2 separate regions of the Homo sapiens genome follow, and region 1 is linked to region 2. A link is an interaction called in ENCODE POLR2A ChIA-PET data of the cell type or tissue named here. Cell type or tissue: GM12878. All regions are shown on one strand. Each heading gives the region's core, and the rest is flanking DNA. Links, peaks and the distances in the headings are about the cores only.

What was found. Peaks named below come from ENCODE experiments on the same cell type or tissue, not always from the same donor. Only the 100,000 strongest peaks of a DNase experiment are listed, where the experiment ranks them.
Region 1: POLR2A ChIA-PET joins it to region 2 with 8 read pairs; 3 of 35 experiments call an interaction of 5 or more read pairs at or near these places.

What each region holds. Positions count from the first base shown.
Region 1 is chr6:157,406,423-157,411,279 of GRCh38, reverse strand. The region is part of intron 1 of ZDHHC14 (zDHHC palmitoyltransferase 14); the gene reads right to left. Among named protein-coding and RNA genes, the nearest start is that of ZDHHC14, 28 kb to the right of the region's middle. In GM12878, for the core only: no CTCF peak of the experiment used is centred there; no DNase peak of the experiment used is centred there.
Region 2 is chr6:157,462,522-157,468,006 of GRCh38, reverse strand. The region is part of intron 1 of ZDHHC14 (zDHHC palmitoyltransferase 14); the gene reads right to left. Among named protein-coding and RNA genes, the nearest start is that of MIR3692, 64 kb to the left of the region's middle. RefSeq lists enhancers at 1,038-1,825, 2,660-3,160, 3,161-3,661. In GM12878, for the core only: no CTCF peak of the experiment used is centred there; DNase peaks (open chromatin) are centred at 2,596 and 3,093; H3K4me3 peaks cover 301 bases; H3K27ac peaks cover 432 bases.

The DNA of each region.
Region 1 (4,857 bases), core at 724-4,723, 57 kb after region 2:
ACTGTGAGAATGTTATATAAATGGCACCATACAGTAACCTTTTGAGATTGGCTTTTTTTCATTCATTGAAAGCTTTTAATAAATCACATGTTCTAAGTTTCATCACTACCCCTACCACCTCACCCTAAGCCCTAGGATTCTGATTCAGTCGATCTAAGGTGGGATCCAGAAAATGGCATATTCAAAAGCTGCCCAAGGAATCCTTACCCACTGCAGCTTCTGAGCCACTGGCCTGGACCATCTCCTCCAGCTAACGGATGTCTGTGGTGTTAAAGATGGAATCAAGGCCAGGCGCGGTGGCTCACGCCTGTAATCCCAGCACTTTAGGAGGATGAAGCGGGCAGATCACGAGGTCAGAAGATCGAGACCATCCTGGCCAACATGGTGAAACCCCGTCTCTACTAAAAATACAAAAATTAGCTGGGTGTGGTGGCGTGTGCCTGTAATCCCAGCTACTCAGGAGGCTGAGGCAGGAGAATCGCTTGAACCCAGGAGGCAGAGGTTGCAGTGAACCAAGATCATGCCACTGCACTCTAGCCAGGCGGCAGAGTGAGACTCCATCTCAAAAAAATAAATAAATAAAAAAGAGAGATGAAATCAAATATCTTGCTAAGGCAGGTAAGCTTACCTCTACCACCTCCTTCATCTGCCACAACCTTGGAGCTTCCAAGGAAACCAGATTAGCCTAAAGTGACTACTTCCTCATTAAACTGCACTAGCTTTTATCTTATAGCCTATTATTTCTAAGGTGCCAGATAATTGAGTTGGTAATGAGTTGTTCTTGTTGTTTTCAAAATTATTTCTGGCTCAAAGATCTGCAAGTCTTTACACATCAATTCTTACTTTTTCATTCAGAATCATTTTTTTATACAAAATGCACTGCAACAAATCCAGCCAATTTTATGTCTCCCCTGGACCCAAATAGCACTACCATGACATAGCACATTCCAGCCCTATTTATTTTTTCCACTTTCCGTGGAAGATGAATACAAAATAAGTACAATGCATGTTTTGACTGCAGCTTGGCTGACCAGAGAGAATCCATGAAAAAACAAAAAAATGCCACTAAGTACAGGCAGGCTCCTGGCCACAGACAGAAGCCACAAGGAAAGGACAGTCTGGGAAGTGCTGAGAAGCTGGCCTGTGAGCGTCTCTCCATGACCAACAGGTACTGGAATGCCTCTTAGAACAGCTGCCAGCGCGGGCAGATCACTTGAGGCCAGGAGTTCGAGACCAGCCTGGCCAACATGGTGATACCCGTCTCTACTAAAAACACAAAAATTAGCCGGGCGTGATGGTGGCATGTGCCTGTAGTCCCAGCTACTCGGGAGGCTGAGACACAAGAATCGCTTAAACCCGGGAGGCAGAGGTTGCAGTGAGCCGAGATCGCGCCACTGCACTCCAGTCTGGGTGACAGAAGAAGACTCTGTCCCCCCCCCCAAAAAATAAAATAATAAAATAAAATAAAATAAAGCTGCCAGTGAGGCAGAAGACCAACCTCTCCTCATGCCTTGGAGGAGATGGGAAACCACTCGGAAACACTTTCATGGGATCATGATGAAGGTGAAGAAGAGGAAGGAGGAAATGACAGGGCTGGGTGCAATTCATGCATTCTCCCTTTCATCCAGTCAATGTAACCTCCCCACTAGAACATCTGCTCCACGAGGGCAGAGGCCTGGCATAGCGTATGTTCCCTACTTTACTCAAGAGCTTGACTTACCGTTGGTGCTCAGTAAATATCTATCGAGTAACATATTCACCCAGCACCTAGGGGAGCAGTCACGCCCTTGTCCAGCCCCTCACCAGAAAAGGTCACCTAAGAGAACACTACCTACACTGTTGAGCCAGAGGGAAGGCATGCTAACTGCAGGAGTCACAAACATACGTAACCCGCTGCTCCCTCTGCTTCTAGAAAGCAGGATCCAACCAGAAGACCTGATGGGAGGTCACATAAATGAAACAGAGGGCCCACCTGATGTCCCATCCAGCCCAGCCTCAGAGGTCCGCACCCCCGGTGTGGATTCAACACACCCACATCCCCCTGGGACGCGGAAGCAGAAAGTGCTAGTTGTTCCTCAATACCGGCTGGCCTCTTCTCCCTCAGCAACAGAAGATTTTGAGAGGCACATGAAGTACAAGACAGACTCATTTCCCCAGTGTCCTTGCAGCTCGTTAGGGCACAGTGACAGCGATCGAGCAAATGAGATGCAAGTGGGAATGCCACGCAGTAGCTCTTAAGGAGCATCTGGGGGTTCCTCTTGCCCCTCCTTCTTTTCTTTTCCATCCTGGTGTCTGGAACTCAGATGCAATCGCCAGAGATCCAGCTGCCATGTGAGGCCCCAAGAACAAGGATCACATCCTAGGGAATAAGGAAATTATAAGCAGGGAGGAAGACAGTGTGGCAATTCTTCAAAGATCTAGAAGCAGAAATACCATTTGACCCAGCAAACCCATTACTGGGTATATATCGAAAGGACTATAAATCATTTTTTATAAAGATACATGCACATGTATGTTCAATGCAGCACTATTCACAGTAGCAAAGACATGGAATCAACCCAAATGCCCATCAATCATAGAATGGATAAAGAAAATGTGGTACATATATGCCATGGAATACTATGCAGCCATAAAAAGGAATCAGATCATGTCCTTTGCAGGCACATGGATGGAGCTGGAAGGCACACGGATGGAGCTTCAGGAAATTAATGCAGGAACAGAGAACCGAACACCACATGTTCTCACTTAGAAGTGGGAGCTGAACGATGAAAACACATGGACACAGGGAGGGGAACAACACACACTGGGGCCTGTTGGAGGGCGTGGAGGGAGAGCATCAGGAAGAATAGCTAATGAATGCTGACCTTAATACCTAGGTGATGGGTTGATCTGTCCAGCAAACCACCACGGCACACGTTTACCTATGTAACAAGCCTGCACATCCTGCACATGTACCCCGGAACTTATAAATTAAAGAAAAAAAAAAGCAGAAAGGAGCTTGGGTCTCTGAAGATCTTGTGGACAAAGCCACCAGGCCAGCCTGTACTGCCCACCTCTGACATTTTATGTGAGAGAAAAATAAGCTTTTCTCTTGATTAAGCCTCTGTTATTTGGGCGGTTTCTATTATTTACAGCAAAGCCTAATCCTAGCTAAAACTGATGTATAAAACAGAGATATAGCCCACCTATCACAACTTGCCCACAAAATGACTTCTTAAAGATTCATCGTCATTAATATAGCTAACTCCTTCTTGAGTCTACTTCTATATTTGTCCTTTATCATTTCTTGAGGACAAAGAGTTTCTTATTTCCTAGCAACACGGCAGCACTTAAAAGAGCATAGAGGACTCGCATTTTAAAAACCTGCTTCCTGCTTATTTTACTTCTGAGAAGTTCATGGTAAGTTTACTTAGCCAGGTGACCCATCCAAGCAAGGTTTATTTAGTTCTAAGTTCACATGCCATCCTAATCAACCTGGAATAAATATGGAGCATGAGGACAGGCCAACAAGAAGTGTCTGTCCCATCAGACTACAATGAAATGAACATATAAGCACCGAGTTCTGCCCTTTGAAGATGAAGGCACACCAATTTCATTGTAATCACATGGCCAAAGCACCAACAGGAATTTTCAAAAGAGACCACCTTTTTTTAATTCTCTTTTACTTTACAGCTGAGACAATTGCTGTGTCTTCTCAGATGAAAAGTGCCTTGGTTTGGGCAGTCTACAAAAATGATTTGGGGACTTTTATTTGCTAATGGGAAGACTACCAAGAGTTAGTTTTCCTTCTAGGGGACTGCTGGGAAGTTTTCTTGTGTCCAGTAAATCTTGGCTTAACAGGAAAGCAAAATTTAAGAAGAGTATAAAACAGCTGCGACTTTCATCCCCAATGAATCCTAGGAGGCAGAGGGTTCCCTACCCAGAGACCACCTCTGCGCTGCTGCCTATACACAGCGGCCATGTAGGAAAGGGGACGGCAGGGTCCCACTCACTCCCTTCCCAGGGGCGGGGCTACAGGGTGGCCTGGTGTGGAAACCCACCAGGGACGCCAGCAGCTCTGCAACCCAGCAGCCCAAGTCCGTATCTCAGTTCTGCTGCTTACTAGGTGGGCGGCTGTGGACTGGTCACCCACCCTCTTTGAGCCACGAAACCACCTACATTATAGGGTCATTTGTTGTAAGGACTAGTGAGACGTATAAAATTCCTAGCCCATAATGTGTGTCCATTACATTTATAGAAATTCTTTTATACATCCAGGGCACTTCTAATCCAAGGTTGAGAACGGCAATGCTAAAATAAAAGCCGGTGCATGTCTTAATGCCTCGTAGCTGGAGCCTGACAAGCAAGACTCTATCCCCCTTCTCACTGCCTCTCTGACCCGCAGACAAAGAGAGGCTCTTCTGCATGTCAGGCAATTAGCTCAGTGAGGACTCAGCATTGCTGAAGAAATGGAGAAGAGAGGACTGGAGAAAAAGGAAGCAAGGCTGCATGTTCAGCTGCGCGGTTTGTTCACTGAACAAGGGCTTTACAAGTAACGGCACCATTTACACTGTAGACCTCATGGAATTAGATCCTTAGTTTGAAATTTTTCCAGCAGAGGGAAATGTCTTATTTTAATAAAAATATGTATATAATGATAATTTTCTGACAGCAGAAATAAACCATTTTGAAGAAGGAGTGACTTTCTTACATTTACCTGAAGGTGCCCCATAAGTTAGCAATGGAGCAGTCAGAACCCTGCTGGGGAACCCCTGGCTTAACCAGATATTTCTTCTGAAGCTGGGAATACTCCACTAGCTCAGCAAGCCAAATTCCATCCAGCGCTCTCTGAGATAATATTTTTCTGCAATCATATTC
Region 2 (5,485 bases), core at 647-4,646:
CTAAAGTGCTACATAACACACACAATTATTTAATAGGATTTAAAGTCTTCCAGGAAGTATTCATAGGAACCCCAAAGTGGAACCAACTCAAATATCCATCGACCGATATATGTATAAATATGATGCGGTCTACTCATACAACAGAATATTATACCGCCATAATGAGGGATGAATCACACCTGTAATCCCAGCACTTTGGGAGGCCGGGATGGGCGGATTACCTGAGGTCAGGATTTCCAGATCAGCCTGGCCAAAATGGTGAAACACCATCTCTACTAAAAACACAAAAATTAGCCAGACGTGTTGGCAGGCGCCTGTAATTCCAGCTACTTGCGAGTCTGAGGCAGGAGAATCGCTTGAACCCGGGAGATGGAGGTTGCAGTGAGCCAAGATCATGTCACTGTACTCCAGCCTAGGCAATAGAGTGAGGCTCCATCTCAAAATAAATAAATAAATAAATAAATAAATAAATAAATAAATAAATAAATAAAATGAGGAATGAAGAACTCATAGATACTACAACATGGATAAACCCTGAACACACTATGCTGAGTGAGAGAAGCCAGGCACAAAAGGCCACATAATACATGACTCCATTTATCTGAAACGTCCAGAATAGACAAATCTATAGAGACAGAAAATAGATTAGTGGTTGCCTAGGCCAGGCAGGGGTGGTGGGGTAGGACAGGGGGAGCAACTGTTGGTGGGTATGGGTTTCTTTTTAGGGCAATGAAAAGGTTCTAAAACTAGAGAAGAGTGATAGTTGTACAACTCTGAGTATACTAAAAGCCACTGAATTGTGTACCTTAAAAGGGCAAATCTCACGGCATGTGAGTTACATCTCAATAAAGGTGCTGTAAAAAAATCTTGCAATGCGAGAATTTTATGACCTCCTTCAAAATAAATTTAAAAACTCGGATGGTGTTTCCAAATTAGAGATGGGAACATGCCTTATGGGGTTTGCAAACTCAAACAGGAGAAGTAGGCTGGGTGGAAAGGCATAGACAAGGGTAGGAGCCTTCAGTCACCTGGAGAATGAGCCTCGCCATGTGAGGGCAGCTACTGCGCAGTTCCCACCAGACCTCTCAGGCCCAGTATTGCCAGGTTTTACTTTTTTTTTTAACATTTTTTTCAAGAAAAAAATAATAATTTTTTTTGTTTTTTGTTTTTTGAGAAAGAGTCTCACTCTGTCGCCCAGACTGTAGTGCAGTGGTGTGATCTCGGCTCACGAGCTTTCATCTCCTGGGTTCAACTGATTCTCCTGCCTCAGCCTCCCACGTAGCTGGAATTACAGGTGCCTGCCACCACACCCAGCTAATTTTTGTATTTTTAGTAGAGACGGCGTTTCACCATGCTGGCCAGGCTAGTGTCGAACTCCTGGCCTCAGGTGATCCGCCCACCTTGGTCACCCAAAGTGCTGGGATCACAGGCGTGAGCCACCATGCCTGGCCAAAAAAACAAAAGAATTTAATTTTAGTTGAAATTGTCTTATTTTGGTTTTTACAACTAATTCAATTTTTTAAATAACACATATTTGATTTCTGCATTTACTGCTGAGTCAACAAATATTCCTGAGTGCCTCCTGTGTGCCAAGCACAGTCCTAAACCCTGGGAATCCACAATGGCCAGGGACGCAGGTATGGGCTGTGATCCTGTCAATGGGAGGGTGCTACTGTGGAGCAGATGGCCCTGTACAGCACGCACCGAGCTGTCCTTGCTGCATGGCACTTGGGGCCCTGCATTGCCATGGGAACCAGCATTGCTGGCAGCTGCACTTACCCAGGGAGAGGTAAGCCAGCATCACAGCAAGCCACAGGGGCCCTCTCCAGTCCTCCCTAGAGAAGCATGAGTGCGCTCAGAGAGGCAGCTGAGGATCAGGCCAAGGTAGAAGAAATTCTCAGGCTGTGGGGCCCGCCTGCGAGATGCCTATCTTCCCATATCTCTCTCTCTCTTTTTTTTTTCTTTGAGACAGAATCTCACTCTGTCGCCCAGGCTGGAGTGCAGCGGCACCATCTCGACTCACTGCAAGCTCCGCCTCCCGGGTTCAAGTGATTTTCGTGTCTCCGCCTCCCGAGTAGCTGGGATTACAGGCACCCGCCACCATGCCCGGCTAATTTTTGTATTTTTAGTAGGGACGGGGTTTCGCCGTGTGGGCCAGGCTGATCCTGAACTCCTGGACTCAGGTGATCCACCTGCCTCAGCCTCCCAAAGTGCTGAGATTACAGGCATAAGCTATCGCGCCCAGCCCCCACCTCTCTCTACCAAGTTCAGACCTCTGGAGAGTGACCAAGGCACAGAGGCCAACCTGCCCTCAGGGGTAGAATCTCCTGGTACGTGACATTTTAACGAGAGCCTCATGGCACTACACAGAAGACTGACCTTGAAGATTTCTTTTTTTTTTTTAGCATCTCTTGCTAAATAGAACGGCATTAACTATCCAGATGCCATGGTTCAATCCAGACTCCCTAGGAAAGAAGACTCTAAGTCATCCATTTTATTTCATTTCCCGTTTTGTGTGGTTCCTGGGGAGAATGCATTGTTATGGGGGTGGCCATTGTTTTAATGGGCTTGGGCATTTTTACCACACTCAGTAGGGACTTTCTGTCCCCCAAGGGATCTGATCTCAAGGAGACAATTCTCAGAAAAGCTCTCATAAATAACAGTGAGTCAGAACCACAAAATTAAGATGTTTTTAGTTTCAGAGTAGGCACCTAAATGTACTCTACTTGGTTTATGACAAGTTAAGTATAATCTGAAACTAACACAATCTAAAATGTAATGGCACAACAGGAGAACTGAACATGTTTGTGTTTTTCTAAAAAGAAAATTAAATCTTTTTTTTTCATTGGTTCAACCCAATAAACAACCATTAAAATGTAAAAAAAAAAAAAAAAAAAAAAAGGAGAAAGAGAAAAAAACACGCTGCTTTTTAGAATGTCACAGGGTAGGTTAGATGGCTGCAAATTCTTTGCTGCTCCCAGAACTTGCATGTGACAGAAGCACAAGCCTGGGTCTTTCAAGGCTGGCTCAGCTTTGGTCTTGGTTTCTTGGAACACTGGCCCTAGAGGCTGGTTACCCAAGACCACCCTGCTGCGACGAAGCCACAGCTGGCCCGCCCTGAGCTGCTCTGGTCACAGCTACGTACGAGAGAGATTTGTGAGGGAGGCAGCCAAGGGCGGACGGCCCTGGCAGCCAGGATCAGGCAGAAGCTGCATGAAATGGCCTAACCAGACAACGCCCAGCTGAACCAAGTCAACCCACAGAACCAGGAGATAGTAGAACAAAATTTGCTTCGGGTCACTAAGTTTTGGGGTGGCTTAAAGACAATAATAGATCATTAGAATAGGCAGGAAAAGAGAAAGTGATTAATTTTCATAGATTCATTTACAAGAGGGAAAAGCAGTTAATCTGGACCAATGATAGCTTCCCATACATTCACCCTAAAATCTACTTCATAATATACAGGTGTAATTTGAAGAGCACAAGTAACCATTAAATAAGTCAATAATATTTACTGAATACCTACTATGTACACAGCTAAGAAATAGAATATCTAATCAGGAATTATCTAATTTAATAAGTCCTGGTCTGAATGAATGAGGAAACTATGAACTATAACTCTTTTTAGTCAGAGGAGAAAAGGCAAATAAATGAATTATTTCAAAGTCCTAAGATGAAAGATACTATTCAGCATATATATTTAAGAACAAGGTTATCAAAGTATGTGTATTAAAATATACATGCAAACGGAATATTTCAGGTTGTAGTCTTCTCAAGAGCAGGAAGCAATTCCATCCAACCTCTAGAAACTTCAGAACTCTAAGGTTAAAGAAGGATTTTCAACATATACATGTAGTTGTCACGATTAAATACTTAAACATGGACTGAACTTCTATTACAGCTTATGTTTTTACCTTTGCTTACTACAACTTTTAAAAGTTTCATCATTAGTGTTAATTTATTTTATTTTATTTTATTTTTTGAGACAGAATCTTGCTCTGTCACCCAGGCTGGAGTGCCGTGATGCAATCTCAGCTCACTGCAACCTCCACCTCCTGGACTCAAGTGATTCTCATGCCTCAGCCTCCTGAGTAGCTGGGACTGCAGGCATGAGCCACAATGCCTGGCTAATTTTTGTATTTTTTGTAGAGATGGGGTTTCACCACATTGGCCAGGCTGGTCTCGAACTCCTGACCTCAGGTCATCCGCCTGCCTCAGCCACCCAAAGTGCTGGGATTACAGATGTGAACCACTGTGCCGGCTGGTGTTAATTTTCAGATCTGACTAATGAAAGGTAAAGCGGGGAGACATTGGGACGAAGTGCCAGCACCATCTGCTTAGCTTGAGAATTATTTTATATCTAAGAGTATATTATCCACAATAGCCATCTTAACCTGGCAAGACCTTCTTCAGGTGGGAATACTGGATGGAGCTGCTGTCTTACATTCCTTTCTGATGATTCTTCCTGTAGGCTCAGTCACTGTCAACCCCTCTGGTGAAGAGTTGGGGGTGATAGAGAGCACAGCACTGCTATGGATATACAAATGTATAGGGGCAGGGCTACACATTTTGGGGTGCTTTTAAGACCTCTGGAGGTCTTAAAATAATAATAATAGCTCATTAGAATAGGCAGGAAAAGAGAATGTGATTATTTTGCATAAATCTTCATTTATAGCAAGAGGGGAAAAAATAATGAATCTGGACTATTCAATTGTTTCTATTGAAAAACCAATTTCAATTGTTCTATGCCATGTTCCAAACACCGAAGAGACAACAGAAACAACAGGCTGTGACATTTCTATTTTCTTATGTTCTCAGGTCTTCATTTTCCAAACTAAGCATTTCCCATGGAAGGATCTCATTTCCAGCTGCCTCACGTGCATGTCTGAATAGCCAACAACTCGTGTAATAAACTTTCTATATAACATGCACCTACCTACTTGAACTCAGCCGACATAAGAATCTTTCTGGAAAAGAGACTGACTCCTAGCTACAATTATCTTTATGCACTTTTAGGAAATTTTATTGGTAATGAAACAGCAGTATTTTATTCTTGGTAATTCTGTGAGGGTCACAGTTAAACAATTAAACAGCATTAACCACCACTGTACTGTTCGACACAACATCCAGCCCCCTTAATGGGTAACTTCAGCTGAGTCTGCAGAGACAGCCATGAAAAAAGGCAGTGAAGGGCAGGAAGAGGCCCCCGCCAGGCCCTCCAGGGCTGGGGGGCACTGGGCTGGGCACTTCAAACAGAGAACCCTGGATTCTTTTCCCACTTTGTGAGGAGCCGATTTAAGGAGCAGACAGCTAAGGGAAGATTTATAAACACAATAATTTTTGTTTCTAAGAGTTATAATGCAAAGCAGGGATAGGCATTCTCCTCCAAAGAGGTTCTCAAAGAGATCCTCTGAAGCCAGAGAATACCACATTTCTTTGCCTAACCCAAAAGTCCTCGGAATCTTCATTTGTCAGCAGAAGCTCT